2 separate regions of the Homo sapiens genome follow, and region 2 is linked to region 1. Evidence: read pairs that join two places in POLR2A ChIA-PET (ENCODE). Cell type or tissue: PC-9. All regions are shown on one strand. Each heading gives the region's core, and the rest is flanking DNA. Links, peaks and the distances in the headings are about the cores only. Region 1 holds the start of APH1B (aph-1B gamma-secretase subunit). Region 2 holds the start of CA12 (carbonic anhydrase 12).

Region 1 (8,317 bases), core at 318-8,317:
TCTCCCCACCTCTAATTTTATTTTCCTCCAATCCAGTTTTCACAGTGCTGAGTTTTACAGGTGGCATCTTATCCTGTCCCCGCTACATATAATGCTTTAGTGGTACTGCCTAACCTTGGGATAAAAACTCCTTTGCATGGCAAACAAAGTCCTTTGCCATCCCCACATCTTTCTCTCCAGCCTTAAATCTCGTCATGCCTTAACTCATACTCTTCCTTTGAACCTCATGAGTAATTGCAGTTCCCCAGCACATCATATCATTTTATTCCTTTGCTTACATTGCTCCTTCTGCCGACTTCTGCTTCTTTACTTGGCTGGCCTCCGCTTACTTTCAAGACTCACTGAGGGGCAGGGCATGGTGGCTCATGCCTATAATCCCAGCACTTTGGGAGGCCGAGGCGGGCAGATCATTTGAGGTCAGGAGTTCGAGACCAGCCTGGCCAACATGGTGAAACCCCATCTCTACCAAAAATACAAAAATAGCCAGGCATGGTGGTGGGCGCCTGTAATCCTAGCTACTGAAGAGGCTGAGGCAGGAGAATCACTTGAACCCAGGAGGTGGAGTTTGCAGTGAGCCAAGATCATGCCACTGCACCCAGCCTGGGCAACAGAGCGACACTCTGTCTCAAAAAAAAAAAAAAAAAAGACTCACTGAGGGTTTCTCTGGCAAGATTTTAGCTACAACCCCCCCTCTGCTTAGAAGCCTCTGTGTATGCCCCAAGTGTCACTCACCACATGGATTTGAGTTGACTATTTACTTTCCTTCTCTACTAGATAGACTCTAGGCTCCTGAAGGGTGGGAGTTGTGTCTTTAGTTTTTGTATCTACCATACCCAGTAAGGGGCTTGGCACATGGTAGGTGTTTAATAAATGAAAGAATCGCCTGGCACAGTGGCTCATGCCTGTAATCCCAAAACTCCGGGAGGCTGAGGCAGGTGGATCACTTGAGCTCAGGTGTTGGAGACCAGCCTGGGCAACATGGAAAAACCCTGTCTCTACAAAAAAATACAAAAATTATCCAGGTGCGGTGGCACGCACCCGTAGTCCCAGCTACTCAGGAGGCTGAAGTGGGAGGATCGCTTGTGCCCAGGAGGTTAGGCTGCAGTGAGCTGTGATAGTGCCACTGCACTCCAGCCTGGGCGACTGAAGTGAGATTCTGTGTCAAAATAATAATACATAAATGAGAGAATCAGTACTTCAGTCATCATCAAAATTAACTTGCCCATGAAGTAAGTGAAGTGTAATTTGGGAGCTAAGTGTAATTTAGAAGTTTTGTTCTCCATTTACTTTCAGACAGTTTCACTCTGTCATCCAGGCTGAAGTGCAGTGGTGCAATCTTAGCTCACTGCAGCCTCGACCTCCTGGGCTCAAGCAATCCTCCCACCGCAGCCTCATGAGTAGTTGGGACTATAGGCGTGGGCCATCACGCCTGGCTAATTTTTTTTTTTTTTTTTTTTGAGACAGAGATTTGCTTTGTCGCCCAGGCTGGAGTGCAGTGGCACGATCTTGGCTCACTGCAACCTCCACCTTCCAGGTTCAAACTGTTCTCCTGCCTCAGCCTCCTGAGTAGCTGGGATTACAAGCGTGTGCCACCAGGGCCGGCTAACTTTTTTGTTTCTTGGTTTTGTTTTTTGTTTTTGTTTTTGAGACGGAGTCTCGCTCTGTTGCCCAGGCCAGAGTGCAGTGGCGTGATCTCGGCTCACTGCCACCTCCACCTCCTGGGTTCAAGAGATTCTCCTCCCCAGCCTCCGGAGTAGCTGGGACTACAGGTGCCTGCCACCACGCCCAGCTAATTTTTTGTATTTTAGTAGAGACGCGGTTTCACCATGTTGCGCAGGCTGGTTGCGAACTCATGAGCTCAGGCAGTCCGCTCACCTCAGCCTCCCCAAGTGCTGGGATTACAGGCGTGAACCACCATGTCCAGCCAATTTTTGTATTTTTAGTAGATGGGTTTTCCCCATGTTGGCCAGGCTGGTCTCAAACTCCTGACCTCAGGTGATCTGCCTGCCTTAGCCTCCCAAAGTGCTGGGATTACAGGTATGAGTCACTGCGCCTGGCCTGATTTTTGTATTTTTTGTAGAAATGGGGTTTCACCATGTTGCCTAGGCTGGTCTTGAAGTCCTGGGCTCAAGCAATCCTCCCACCTTGGCCTTATATGCTCTTTATTCTGGTTCTTATCTTTTAATCTTTGTTAAATACCTTACAGGGGTCCCCAGTTCTGGGGACATGGATAGGTACTGGGCCACACAGCAGGAGGTGAGCGGCAGGCCAGTAAGCATTACTGCCTGAACTCTGCCTCCTGCCAGATCAATGGCGGCATTAGATTCTCATAGGAGTGTGAAACCTATCATGAATTGTGCATGTGAGGGATCTAGGTTTTGTGCTCCTTATGAGAATCTAATGCCTGATGATCTGAGGTGGAACAGTTTCATCCTGAAACCATCCCCATCACCCCAACCCACAGTCCATGGAAAAATTGTCTTCCACGAAACCAGTCCCTGCTACCAAAAAGGTTGGGGACCACTGCCTTATACTATCTTAATCTGTGTTGTATCTTACACTATATTAATCTTTATTAAGTATAGAAGGATTTGCTTTTAATAAGATCACCCAGAATGTTGTTTAGGTATTGATAAATTCAGTAAACCTTCTCTCCCACTTCATGATTCCAACCCTCAAGATTGGTGTTCCGTTATTAGTTCCAGGGATATATGAGAATGCACCATAGCAAATAAAATAAATAAATAATAAATTAAAATAAATAAATATACATTCGCCTAAGGTGAAAGTAGTTGGGTGATGACATGAAAGAAAAACAGAAATTGCTGTGGTTAAGAATAGCAACTGCTAAATACATGAAATGAGTTTTTGTTCCTTATGAGTAAATATTGCAATGAAATTTTAGGGAAATATTTCAAATAGGTAGTCACATTAGTCAATAAATTATCAAAATGTCTCAGGCTTCAACTGAGGCAGCTGGATCTAGCAAAAAGAGGCCTGAACTAGAAATCAAGACTTCCAGGTTCCAAGTGGGTTCTGCTGCTCAGTAATGGAGTATTTTCTAGGCTTGTTGTATCCTCTGTTTGCTTTTAAAAAAAATTATATTGGATAATCTCTATGTCCTTTCCTAGCTCTAAAATTCTAAGAAAACACTGGTAATTTCTCTAACATAGATCATTTGATACTCTACCATCATTGCAATTTTCTCTCTGATATCTCAATGAAGGTATTTAGTTTTATGGTTTATAAATTTGGAATATAAATTAAATCAACTTGGCATTATAAACATGGACACTTAGTATAAACTAGGTAGTAATTCTTTATCTGATTTCTTATGACCAATATTTGCCCTCGTTTTTGTTTCTTAAGGTTTCTTCCTCTTGCATTGCCCTTATTTATTTACTTATTTACTTTTGAGTTGGAGTCTCGCTCTGTCACCCAGGCTGGAGTGCAGTGGCATGATCTTGGCTCACTGCAACCTCTGCCTCCCGGGTTCAAGCAATTCTAGTGCCTTCGCCTCCTGAGTAGCTGGGACTACAGGTGTATGCCACCACGCCCAGTTAATTTTTGCATTTTTAGTAGAGATGGGGTTTCACCATATTGGCTAGACTGGTCTCAAACTCCTGACCTCAAGTGATCTGCCCACCTCAGCCTCCCAAAGTGCTGGGATTACAGGCGTGAGCCACTGTACCCAGCCACTTCCTCTTGCATTGCCTTTAAAAAAATTTACTTGTGAATATTGTGTGCAAGCTGAAGTTGAAAAAACTCTAAGAGAATGTAGTTAAGACTCTCATCTTGTACCATCAACAAAACCAGTGCTGCTTGAAAGCTGGGTCCTAGGGTTGACTCTTATAGGGCTGGTAACTTCACTCCGACCTTCAGCATCACAGCAGGATCGAAATTGCATCACTCGTTACCAAGGAAACTGGGTGGGTACTCTGAGGATCCCTCCATTTCCTGTCTTCCTTCAGCTGGTGTCCTGTCTCCTCTCCTCTAAAGCTAAATTTCTCCATTTTTTCCTCTTTCCTTTTTTTTCTTACCACACATTAATGTGAGAAGATTTTACAGACTGCCTTTTACCCCTATGTCTGGGTCACTGATGACCTCTGTATGGCTAAATCCAGTGGACATAATTCACTGGTAGCTTTTGTTGTTGTTGTTGTTGTTTTGTTTTTTGTTTGTTTTGAGATGGAGGAGTCTCACTCTGTGGCCCAGGCTGGAGTACAGTGGCGCAGTCTTGGCTCACTGCAACCTCTGCCTCCCAGGTTCAAGTGATTCTTCTGTCTCAGCCTCCTGAGTAGCTGGGATTACAGGTGTCTGCCACCACGCCCAGCTAATTTTTGTATTTTTAGTAGAGGCAGGGTTTCACCATGTTGGCCAGGCTGGTCTCAAACTCCTGACCTCAAGTGATCCGCCTGCCTCAGCCTCCCAAAGTGCTGGGATTACAGGCGTGAGCCACTGTGCATGGCTACTTAACCTCTCGACAGCCCTTCTTTCTGAAATGTTTTCCCCTTGGCTTCCACAGCACCACATTCCCCCAGTTTTCTTGTTACCCTCTTGGCCACTCCTTTTCAGTTTCTTATGAGGTTCCTCTTCTCCTCATACCTTTAATGTTGGTGTTCTGACATAGGCCTTGTTCTGGCTTTACTAGCTATCTAGGTAATTCTATTCTATATACTCTCACGGCTTCAGGTATTCTGGTCTCAGCTCTGATGTTCAGTCCATTTCTCTCCTGATCCTGTATATGTAGTTGCCTACTGAACACCTCCATTTGGAGTGCTACAAGTATCTCAGTCTCAAGGCATCCAAAATGAAGGCCAGGCACGGTGGCTCATGCCTGTAATCCCAGCACTTTGGGAGGCCGAGGTGGGCAAGTCACTTGAGGCCAGGAGTTCGAGACTGGCCTGGCCAACATTGTTCACACTGTCTCTACTAAAATACGAAAATAACCCAGGCATGGTGGCGCGTGCCTATAGTCCCAGCTACTCTGGAGGCTGAGGCAGGATAATTGCTTGAACTCGGGAGGCAGAGGTTGCAGTGAGCTGAGATCACACCACTGCACTCCAGCCTGGGCGACAGAGTGAGACTATGTCTCCAAAACAGTAACAACAAAATAACAAAATGGTACTCATTATCGTGTCTACTTTGCCATATTCTCTCCTCCTCCTGTCTCCACAGCATCCACTTAAGCCCGAACCCTCTAGAAGCCCTCATCCTTGACTCTTCCCCCATCTCACTCTATGTAGCTCATTAGTCACTAAATTCTGTTTGTACAATTCCTAAACTTCTATTAAATTTGTCTGCTTCCCTCCAGAGTCCTGCTAATTCCCTGAATCAGGCCACTGCCATCTCATGCCTGCGTTGCACTGAGGACCTCCAGTCTGGAAGCTCATTTTCCATATCTTTACAAAGCAGATCTATCACTCTGAACTGTTGTCTCGACCCGAGTTTTGATAGGTATTGTGCTGGGATCTGACCATTCAAAATACAATCACTGGAATCTGAAGAAGTATTCTGTGGGAGTGAATGGAAATATATATGACTTTTAAATGGGCAAAGGTAATGTTTTTCTGTAAGAATTAAATACCTGCAGTTGTATTATTTGAAGGTGCATTTTCAGGGGCGAGCTGCAAAACATCTGTCAGGTCCCAACATTTGTCTACTGGTGTTTTTTTAAATGTGGATTGCCAAAATCTTTATTCATGATGGACATTATGTAGGAGTGGTTAATACTTACATAGCACTTACCTGTGTCAGGCACACTGATCAAAATAACCGACGAAGTATTATTCAACATAAAGAAAAATCTAACTTGGATGTGAATGATCAGAGAACTTAAGTTTTAATTTTTAAACCTTTCAGAAATTGTTAATATAGATGTTTATAACTTCCACCTTTTAAATTATTTCACTTATTGAACAGATATTAGTGAACTTCTAGGTGCTGAGGAAACAACAAAGAGCAAAGCAAAGTCCCTGTCCCCCAGGAGTTCGCGTTTTAACGGGGAAGAAAAATAAGCAAGTGAAATGGACGACTGTGAGAAGACGGAGCAGGGAGATGTTACTATTGCTTGTAGGGTGGTCACAGAATGCCTGCAAAAACAACCCTTTTGAAGAATTGGGAAAAAAATAAAAACCATTTGGCTGAAACAGCCCTGAGAAGGGCAGCTTCTTCCACCACTCTTTCATCATTTTACCATCTGTGGGTTATCCCCGGGGTCACTGCTATCCCAGCCTAGGTTTTATACAGGATGGAGTACGAAGTTCCCGCAACTATCCAAACGGTAAAATGTGCTTAAAAAAAAAAAAAAACCTATTTAAAAAGGAATCCTGCTTGTTCCTGCGCTACATTTTTGTTTAGTCTCTTTGGTTGACTTGGAATCTCTGCCTGTTCTCGGTGCATGCGGCTCGAAGGTGGGCTAGGGAGCTTCCCTTCTCTTAACCACCTCGCGGCCGGCACTGGAACCCGATCGGAGTGTATCTGTGGGGCTGCGGCGATGGCTGGGGCCCTAACGTCGCCGAGGACGCCCGCCTCGGGAGCAGGAGCTGCGGCGTGGCCCTGGCGCTTCCGGACACCCGGTAGGGCGGAGGGCCCAACGGTGGGGTCCGCGCTCACCGCCTTGAGCCCGCCCCTGCGCCCGGCGCCCTCAGCCCACGCCCCGCCCAGTCCCCCAGGCCCTAGCGTTTACCCCCACGCCCCGCCTCGCCCCGCGACCCACGTACCCCGCCTCCGAGCCCCGCCCCCGCCCCCACGTGCCCCGCCCCCGAGCCCCGCCCCCGTCCCCGTGCCTGCCCATGAGCCGCGCCCCGCCCCCCGCGTCCCGCTTAGCCCCCCACCCCGAGCCCCACCCACCGAACCCCGCCCGCGCCGGGAGCATCTCGCGTCCCCAACGGGCCCCCGGGTCGGTTTCCGCGGTGGCCATGACTGCGGCCGTGTTCTTCGGCTGCGCCTTCATTGCCTTCGGGCCTGCGCTCGCCCTTTATGTCTTCACCATCGCCACCGAGCCGTTGCGTATCATCTTCCTCATCGCCGGGTGAGGCGGTCGCGTCGGGAAACCCGGACGCCGGGGCTCCCCTCCCCCGCTGGGGTTACCCGCGACCCTCGGCGCCCCCACCGCGCGGCTCGACCTTGTTGCGTTTCAGACGGGAGGAGGGTTGAGAGGGGGAGAGCGGAGATCCGGCTCCCCAAAGGCGCCTCGCCCTCTTAGGAAGAAGCGCACACTGGGGGTCAGGGCCTTTTGCCTGGGGCTCATGGGTGGGGTTTAGTGATCCGTGAAGCTACTAAAGTTGTATAAAAAAATTATGGATAAGTTCATATATGCATCCTTCATTTTCTGGAGGGGGAGTCCCTAATTTCCCTCAGATTCTCAAAGGCATGTGTAATCCCCAAAGGGTTAAAAACCATTGGCGTTTAGGATAGTAGTGCGCGACTTCCGCCTATTAGAATCACCTGTGGCCAGGTGCTTTAAAACATGCCGATGCCCACCCCCACCCCGATCCATTGAATCAGAATGTCTAGGGGATGGGATTCGGGCTTCAGAAAAAAAAAAAAAAATTTAAGCTCCTTTTGGATGGTTCCGTTGTGCAGCCGAAGGGTGGAAACCTGTAAAAACACCGAAGCACCTGACTGTGCGTCTCCTTCTGGGAGCTTGGTAAATACCGGACTCTGGTGTCCCATCGCAGTCATCACCTGCCTCTTACTTGCACATACCACATCCCCCCTCCTCTGATGAGTCTCTCTTGGCACCAGACTAGGCCAATGATTCCCGCTTTTCTGCGTTTCTTCACCTCCCACAAACGTATTGAAAGTGCTTCGCTGCATGTCATTTTAAAAATAATAGAGATTTGGGAAGGGTCTGTAAAGCTTGCTATAATCATTAGAATCCCCAGGGGTGCTGTAAGACCTGGAGGGCTTGGATACTGATCCAGATCAGAACACAGGTTTTCAAGTTGAATTTTATACCAGTCACTTTATTAATAGAGATGTAGATATTTTTCTGGAAAAGATACTCATCTTTGCAGATATCTGATCAGTAAATCCATAATTTCTTGTAAGTTTTAAGAATATGAAAATTGCAGTAATCAGGGTTGTGTATTTTCTTGTTTTGGCTCATCAATGGGCAGAGCATTGATTAGAAAGAGTAGCAAATAACCAAGTTTCTAGCTAGATAGTCCTTGGCAGATAGAGTCTGCAGATGTACTTGCAAGTAGCAGGGTCATTGAAAAAAGTAATTGTTGGGAAACCTCAGCCTTCCTCTTGGACACGTTTGTCTCACCAAGGAAAATGCACCGTTAAGAACAACTGATCAGAGTATCAC
Region 2 (8,330 bases), core at 43-8,042, 110 kb after region 1:
TGAGCAGGTGCCTTCCAGACATCTTAGAGAAGCTAAACTTTATTACCTGAATAGGCAATAATTTCATGTGGCTCAAAACCCAAAAGCCATCAAATGGTATATACAGTAGAAGCTCTTCTTCCCACTCTACCTTCCCTGCTTCCATTAGACAAGGAGGTTAGCTGATGATTGGGAGCCCTTTCATGGCATGGCTACACACACATATGCATTGATCTCCCTCTTTCTCCTCACACAAACATTGGCATACTGGAAATAGTGTTCTGTGTCTTGCTTTTTCCCACTTTACATTTTCTCTCTCTCTCTGTCTCTCCCCTCCCACTCTCTTTCTTTCCTTTCTTTCTTTCTTTCTTTCTTTCTTTCTTTCTTTCTTTCTTTCTCTCTCTCTCGCTCTCTCTCTTTCTTCTTTTTCTTTTTCTTTCTCTCTTTCTCTTTCTTTTTGTGAGACAGGGTCTCACTCTGTCACTGGAGTACAGTGGTGTGATCGCAGCTCACTGCAGCCTCAACCTCCTGGGCTCAAGCAATCCTCCCACCTCAGCCTCCCTAGTAGCTGGGATTACAGGCGCGCACCACCACACCTGGCTAATTTTTGTATTTTTCACAGAGATGGAGTTTCACCATGTTGCCCAGGCTGATCTCAAACTCCTGGGCTCAAGCGATCTGCCCACTCCAGCCTCCCAAAGGGCTGGGATTACAGGTGTGAGCCACAGCACCCAGCTGGGAAAAAGTTTCTCTTTGAGGAAGCTGCTACCCACATCTGAGTTAGAATTCCAGGGGTAGTAGGAATGTGTAGGCAAAGTTCTGCCAGAAAGAGAACAAAAGTCACCCACTACTTCGCACTCCACACTCTTCATGCATAAATGTTCTTCGTTCCTATGTCAAAAAAGGTCTTTTTCACAAGTGCAGAGCTGTGCTCTTGTGACCCTGCCTGCCGGCCTTCCTCTTCACCTCCGAGGAAGGGACCCTGAGTAGAGAAGCATCCCACTGTGTGTCTCAGGTGACTCATCCAATGAGGGGACTGTGCAACTCCTAAATCCCTGCCTCCCAACTTTTCCCAGGGTCTCCGTGGTTCTCGACCCACAAGGGTACAGATGGAAAAGCGTACCCTTGTGGGGAAGCACCTCACATCCCCTTTCTCTCGTGGGAATTAGTTTGCAGTAAAACTTAAGTGACAAGCAATCTGGTCACTTATCACTCCTGGCATTTCCTACTTAAGGAAATTGTGTTTTTTAAAAGTTAAAAAGTGAACTTGGCTTTTTTTTTAAAAAAAAGCCGGTTTAATCTCATATTTTTTGTTATTCTGTTCCATTTCTTTGCCTCAGTGTTTGTAATTAATTTTGTTTTTAATTTTCCAATGTAATTGGTAATTTTTATCAAATTACACTTGCACGTGGTTTAGAAAGTCAGATGGTTCTACAAAGCTGTGTAACAAAAACCTCAGTTCCCTGACATTCCCTAACCATGTACTGCTCCCTAGAGCAACCACTTTGGATCTTTTTAAAATGATTCTTTTGCTATTATCTCCATATCTCTATATAACATGCTAATATTGTTTTACCTTGATTGTTTTATGTTTAGGCATTATTTATTGACATCCCACCCTGGAAGAGAAGAGTTCAGATCTCTTTCTTACACTCATAGCCCATCTCCTCCTTTTGTAGGTGAGGAAATGAAAGTCCACCAAGGTGAAGTGTCCTGACCAATATCATATTCCCACTGGAAGGAGTCCCACCGCATTTACCATTAATTTAGCATTAGTGCCATGAACTTAGGGAATCTTCAAGTCTCCTCAATCTTTGGAGTAGTTAAGTGGAGGAGTCCAGACCCCCTGGAGTATCCGATGAGTATTATGGACCTCTCCCAGTAAAAATTTCCCTAAGCTGGCTGGGTACGGTGGCTCACCCCTGTAATCCCAGCACTTTGGAAGACCAAGACAGGCAGATCGCCTGAGGTCAGGAGTTCGAGACCAGCCTGGCCAACATGGTGAAACCCTGTCTCTACTAAAAATACAAAAATTAGGCAGGCGTGGTGGCGGGTGCCTGTAATCCCAGCTGCTGGGGAGGCTGAGGCAGGAGAATTGCTTGAACCCGGGAGGCGGAGGTTGCAGTGAGCTGAGATTGTGCCATTGCACTCCAGAATGGGTGACAGAGCGAGACTCTGTCTCAAAAAAAAAATTTCCCTAAGCTTAGACACATAAAGTTTTATATACAAGTCATTTCAGAAGGTCCACAGACTCCCCTGAAACCAGCTATGGGTGCATTGAGAGTTGAGGGTCCCAAGATCAACCTCCCTTGAATTAGTAATTAGACATTCAGAACCACGGGGAAACCAAACTTGTATGTGACCCCCAAGTTTACTGCTCACCCCTTTGCTGAAACAACAATGAAAAAAAATAAAGAAAGCATTGCTTTCAAACCAAGCTATAGAAGACATAAAACCTCTTCTGGACATTTTCTTCAGTCTTTTGTGTGAGAGGTTCATTATTAAGATGTAATCCCAGACCTTAGAGATATAATAAGCCAGATCATTACCTCTTAGCAGGCAGAACAGTTGGAGGCCCAGGATGTAAAATTCCACAAATAACAGAGGAGTTCACCCTTACTTTTCCCCTGAGGAGGCACAGGCCACTCCAGTGATCCTGGAGGCCACTAGAAACACATCTGCTGCCTGAGCACTGCTGCCTTGCCAGCAGTTTGCATTGTACCTGCTCACATTCAAATCATAGCCTTATACCCTACATCTTCTGCTACCCTCCCAGGGCTCGCTAATCAAGGTTTTCCCTGTTGTTGGAGTTCTCATCCTCAGATGAGGCCTCAGCATCACACTCTGGAAAGCTCAGGGCTAAAAGTCATAGAGTGGACATCTGGGACTGTGAGGTCGCGGTGGTGACATAGGACTGGGGACTTGTTGAAAGGCAGCAGCCTCCAGAGCAACATTCCCTGCCCTCCTCTCTGTGAGTGAGCTGGCTTGGGACTCCAGACTCGGCACTTTGGGTATAAATGGCAGTGTCTGGAGGGGCTCAGGAGCTGGAGGGCTGGGGAGAAGCGGCGTTGTAAGTGAGGATGGTGAGTCAAGGGGGTTCATCGGGTGAGGATCAGGGCCCCAGCTCAGCTCTGACCTCAGGAAGTCTCTCTAAAAGTGTGTGTATGTGTGCGTGTGTGTGTGTGCACGCGCACGAAAGTGTGCTTTATTCAGGAATTGCACCCCCTGGTTCCCCACTTCTAGCTGTAAGAACAGAAGGCTTAAAAGGATTAAACTGATTCCACAAGCGAGGCCAGGCCAAGGCCTCAGTGGCATCCTGAGGGAGCAGGCCCTTCCTGGAGGGGAATAGTTTCCTTCCCAAGGAAGGTTATCTGTTCCATCTGGGAAACCTGGGAGGCTCAGCCTGAAACCTGTTAGAACCTGCAGACCCAGCTGGTACTGGGCAGGGAGGTTCCCCTGGAGGGAATGCCCAGAGAAAATGGTATTTACCAAGATCCATATCAGAGGTCCTGGGCCCTGCCTGCTTCCTGTGCTGGGTGCTAGAACTTTCCCTGAGTAACCATCTCCTGGGTAGCCCAAGACTGCCTGGCTCTCCACACCAGGTTTGGGCAGGGCAAGCTCTGCAGAATTCACTGAAATGCCCCCCAAAGCCACGGCAACTAAGAATTCCAAGGGTTTCTCCAGAAGACACTTGACTTCACATTATTATGCTCCCTCCTGGGCCCCTGACATTGTTCTTGAACATTCTCCAATGCTGGAAGTTTAAATGCACCAGGCAGAGAGCAGATCACACTTTGACCCCATTACTCAGCTTAACTCCTCTCCACCTCCAACTTTGGGTTCATGCTGACATTCTACACCTCAGTGATTTTTGCTTTGACCTGTCCTCTAAGGCAGTTAAAAACCCAAGGAAACTGCATGAGAATTTACAGAATAAAAGCTGTGCTCTACCCAGGGGTAGGCAGTCTCCTTCCTCAGAGTGAGGCGAAAGTGGAGTTTTGACTACAAACTTCCCCAGTCCCAACTTGGAGAATTGGGAGAGGAGATAAGGAGGAGGGAAAGGGAGAGGGAAGAGGAAGAGCAGGGAAAGTAGGGAAGAAAGGAAGGGGAGGGAGGGAAGAGAACAGGGAAGGGCAGGAAAAGAGAGAGAAGGGAGGCAGAGCTGCCCCAGAGTGAGAGGAGCAACCAGCTATAGGAAAGAGGGCCAACTAATGGCTGTTTCTCCCTTTGGTCTTGGAGCAACTTAGGACTAAAGAGATTTCCAGGGAAACTTTGGTCTCAGTGCAGCTTTCGTAAAAGGAAACATGTAAAGTTTGTGGTTTTAAAACTTGATTTTCACTTTTACATCGCTCCTTTCTCCCAACTTCTGTTACATCGCTTCTGTTTCTCCCTGACCAGATGAGGGAGATAATATCAAGCACATCATGCCAGCTAGTTGACTGGAATTTAATTAAGAGTTATCCACAGCCTGGCTCCCCTGCCCTTCCCCATGGGCACTGTGACCTCCAAGAGAGGAGGCTCAGAGCTTTTATGCTGCTGAGCAGGACACATTTCCCACCACCACTGCCTCGCCAGGAAGAATCTAGTTTCAGCCAGTAAAATCACTTTCGGTCCAAAATCACTTTCTTATTCCAAAAGATTAATGAACCAGCCTTGGCTGTACACGTGTTAGCTCACTGGCCCGGCGTGAGCCCACAGTTCAGGTCCCCTCTGCCACCTCCTCCTGTCACTCCACGGAGCCTCCATTCAGTCCCTCAGCCTCCAGCCTTTTGGGATTTAGTGTTCTAATTACAATCAGAAATATGCTGTGTGTGTGTGTGTGTGTGTGTGTGTGGTTTGTGTGCGTGCGCGCGTGCGTGTGTGTGTGTACGTGCACACACACGTACATTCAGCATAGTAGAGCCCTCCTGGAGAAAAACAATGATTAAGAATGGGATGCATCATCCCTTTGACTTGTAGGTAAGACTTAATGGTAAAGATCCTCTCCTCCAAAGAAAAGCGCCTACCACTGTCTGCGGGTTCTGCACAGGGGCACAGCAAACCTTTCTCTGTGCTTACCCCAATCAGAATGCCACAGTCATGTCTCTACTTTCTAAACGTGGATCAGGGGAACGCTGTTTTAAATCTTGGCTTTGCATCTCCTCCCTGGTTAGCAAGTTCCCAAGCCACATCTTCAGAGCTGGCGGTGCCCGGGAGTACACGCAAACATTTTAACACCAAATCTGCGCCAAGCGCCACTAGAAAGCAACGTGCTTCCCGACCCAACCTCAGCAAAGGAAAACGGAGCATCCTTTCTTGAGAATCTACTATTTGGTACTACACCTTCCCTGCTCCCCGCAGCAATGATTTTACTTTATCATTGAAGAGCCTTCAGCCCAGGGGCGGCTGAGCGCTCAGGAGTGTTAGGAAAGAAGCAGGCGGAAACTTTACCGTTCACTGGGGCCGGGCTGGAAGGCTGTTCCTTTAAGATCACCAGCAGGAGCACGGCCGCCGCGTGCAGGCTGCGCCGGGGCATCTTCGCGGGCTCCTGCGGGGCGGGCGCGGGCTGTGCCGGGGGCTCCCGGTGGCCGCTCGCTCTCCAGCTGCACACCGGGACCGCGTGCGCGCAGCCTGGGTGCCGTGGCGAGTACGTCCGCCCTTCGCTCTCCTGGCTTCCCCGGGCAGCTTTTATGGAGCAACTCAACGCCAAACACTTGATGTCATCGTGCGGGGAGGGGGTGGGGGAGGAGAACGCCCTGCCCACCGGAGGGCTGGCGCCCCAGATCCTAGGTGAGTTGTAGCCTTGACTTCAGCAGCACTCTGCGGGTCCCCGGCGCTCCTCTGGGCCAGGGCTGACCCAGGAACACAGTTCTCCGAGGAGCTGCTGGCAGGCGTGGGTGAGATCCGCCTGTCTCACATCCAGAAGGGTGCGTCTAGGGATTCCTTCAGTGGCATGCCCTTGGTCTGTCACTGGTCCTGTAACAGCCCAACGAGTTCACCTTGCCCGCTGCTTAGACAGAGCCCATTTATCAAGACAGGGGAGTTGCAATGGAGAAAGTAATTCACGCAGAGCTTGCCGTGCCGGAGACCGGAGGTTTTCGTTCCTTTGTTTGTTTGTTTGAGACGGAGTCTCGCTCTGTTGCCCAGGCCGGAGTGCAATAGCGTGATCTCGGCTCACTGCAACCTCCGCCTCCCGGGTTCAAGCGATTCTCCTGCCTCAGCCTCCCGAGTAGCTGGGATTACAGGCACATGCCACCATGCCCAGATAATTTTTGTATTTTTAGTAGAGGCGGGGTTTCGCCAGTTTAAGGCTGGCCTTAAACTCCCGACCTCAGATAATTCACCTGCCTTGGCTTCCCAAAGTGCTGGGATTACAGGCGCCCACCACCACACCCGGCTAATTTTTCTAATTTTAGTAGAGACGGGGTTTCACCATGTTGGCCAGGCTGGTCTGGAACTCCTGACCTCAAATGATCCACCTACCTTGGCCTCCTAAAGTACTGGGATTCCAGTACTCAAATCAGTCTCCCCAAGCATTCCGGGAGTTGTTTGTTTGTTTGTTTGTTCAGACGGAGTCTCCCTCTGTCGCCCAGGCTGAAATGCAGTGGCATGGTCTTGGCTCACTGCAACCTCTGCCTCACGGGTTCAAGCGATTCTCCTGCCTCAGCCTCCTGGGTAGCTGGGATTACAGGCACGCGCCGCCACACCCAGCTAATTTTTGTATTTTTAGTAGAGACGGGGTTTCACCATGTTGGCCAGGCTGGTCTTGATCTCTTGATCTCGTGATCCACCTAAAGTGCTGGGATTACAGGCGTTGAACCACTGCACCCTGCCTCTGGGAGTTTTTAAAGATAATTTGGCAGATAGGGGCTTGGGACTTGGGGAGTGCTGATTGGTCAGGTTGCAGATGGGATCACAGGGGGGTTGAAGTAACGTTTTCTTGCAGTCTTCTGTTCCTGGGTGGGATCGCAGAACTGGTTGAGCCAGATCACACACGGTCTGAGTGGTGTCAGCTGATCCATCCAGTGCAGGGTCTGCAAAATAGGATGTTAGATTTTACAATAGCGATGTTATCCCCAGCAGCAACTTGGGAAGGTTCAGACTCTTGCAGCCTGACGCCGCAGGACCCCTAAACCATAATTTCTAATGTTGTAACTAATAGATTAATCGTACAAAGGCAGACTGGCACCCAGGCAAGAAGGGGGTCTTTTCGGGAAAGGGCTATTATTGATTTTGTTTCTGAGTCAAACCATAAACTGAATTCCTTTCTAAGGTTAGTTTGGCCTATGCCCAGGAATGAATAAGGACAGCATGAAAGTTAGAAGAAAGACTGAGTCATTTAGGTCTGATCTTTGTCACTGCCATAATTTCCTCAGTTATAATTTTTGCAAAGGCTGTTTCAGCCCTACTCAGAATCCCCCAAGTATAGTGCCATTTGGGCAAAAGCCTCCTTCATGCTTTTTTTTTTTTTTCTTCAGGTGCCTGCCTGGACTTAGCACAGGTTAAGGAACTGGACAAGATAGTTACATTCACATGAGTTTCTGCCAATTGTTCAGTGCATCCTGATTAAGTTCTTACCTTCCAAGTTGAGATGCAAAGAGATGAACTGAGAATAGGAGAACAGCACAGTGGGGTACACATGAAGAGCTTATCACAATTCCCCTTAGTAACGGGTAAGTAGATGGGACTCATGCTGGTTCAATACATCATTCCATCCTCACTAGGAAGCTGGGAGAGAGGGTCCCTCTTTTGGGGTGGCAGCAGAAGAAAGGGACTTACATTATTTACTGAGCACCCGTTGTGTGTCAGGCACTTTTTTGGGGGGCTTAGAACATGATACCCCAAAGTATGGCACCTTGGCATGCTGAGTACTTTGAACTGAAGGAAACTGAAAAGGCCTCAGAAACAAGGTCTCTCTGACCTTCTCCCATCCTCCTGTCTCCTGCCCCTTCTTCTCCCGCTAAGTGAATCATAGAAACCAGAATCCCTCTTCCCCAGGCAGGTCATAGAAAGTAGAGCCCCTCTCCTCCACAGCAAGCCATAAAATCTAGAAACATCACTCTCTCCCCTCTCCCTTCTCCTTTAAAGACCCTCATTCGAGAGGGGTCCTGCCCCATACCCAGGAGAAAGCAATGCTACACAGAGAGGTCAAGAAGAATTGGAACGGACAGGCCTTGCTGGGTTCCCCTCAGTCTATCACTATGAGATCACACCCTTCTCTCCAATCACATTTCTATACGGCCATCCATGTTCTTCATCAAACCTAAGCAGAAACACCGTTCTCCCTGAGTCTTTGGGTCTTCATTTCTGAAGTCTCTTGTGTCACTTGTTGGCCTGTCTTTTGTTATTTGAGTGTCAACTGTGACCTTTAT

The links. Peaks named below come from ENCODE experiments on the same cell type or tissue, not always from the same donor. Only the 100,000 strongest peaks of a DNase experiment are listed, where the experiment ranks them.
Region 2: POLR2A ChIA-PET joins it to region 1 with 17 read pairs; 6 of 35 experiments call an interaction of 5 or more read pairs at or near these places.

Annotation. Positions count from the first base shown.
Region 1 is chr15:63,270,704-63,279,020 of GRCh38, forward strand. It overlaps APH1B (aph-1B gamma-secretase subunit), which reads left to right and starts at 6,902. Exons shown (of 6, transcript NM_031301.4): 1 at 6,902-7,033. The coding sequence starts at 6,921. It overlaps LOC124903504 (a long non-coding RNA gene), which reads left to right and starts at 4,403. Exons shown (of 2, transcript XR_007064674.1): 1 at 4,403-4,659; 2 at 5,315-6,149. RefSeq lists silencers at 6,429-6,848, 6,929-7,208. In PC-9, for the core only: no CTCF peak of the experiment used is centred there; no DNase peak of the experiment used is centred there; H3K4me3 peaks cover 1,971 bases.
Region 2 is chr15:63,376,227-63,384,556 of GRCh38, forward strand. CA12 (carbonic anhydrase 12) reads right to left here and starts at 5,620. Exons shown (of 11, transcript NM_001218.5): 1 at 5,410-5,620. The coding sequence starts at 5,494. RefSeq lists enhancers at 5,304-5,824, 5,825-6,344. In PC-9, for the core only: no CTCF peak of the experiment used is centred there; no DNase peak of the experiment used is centred there; H3K4me3 peaks cover 768 bases.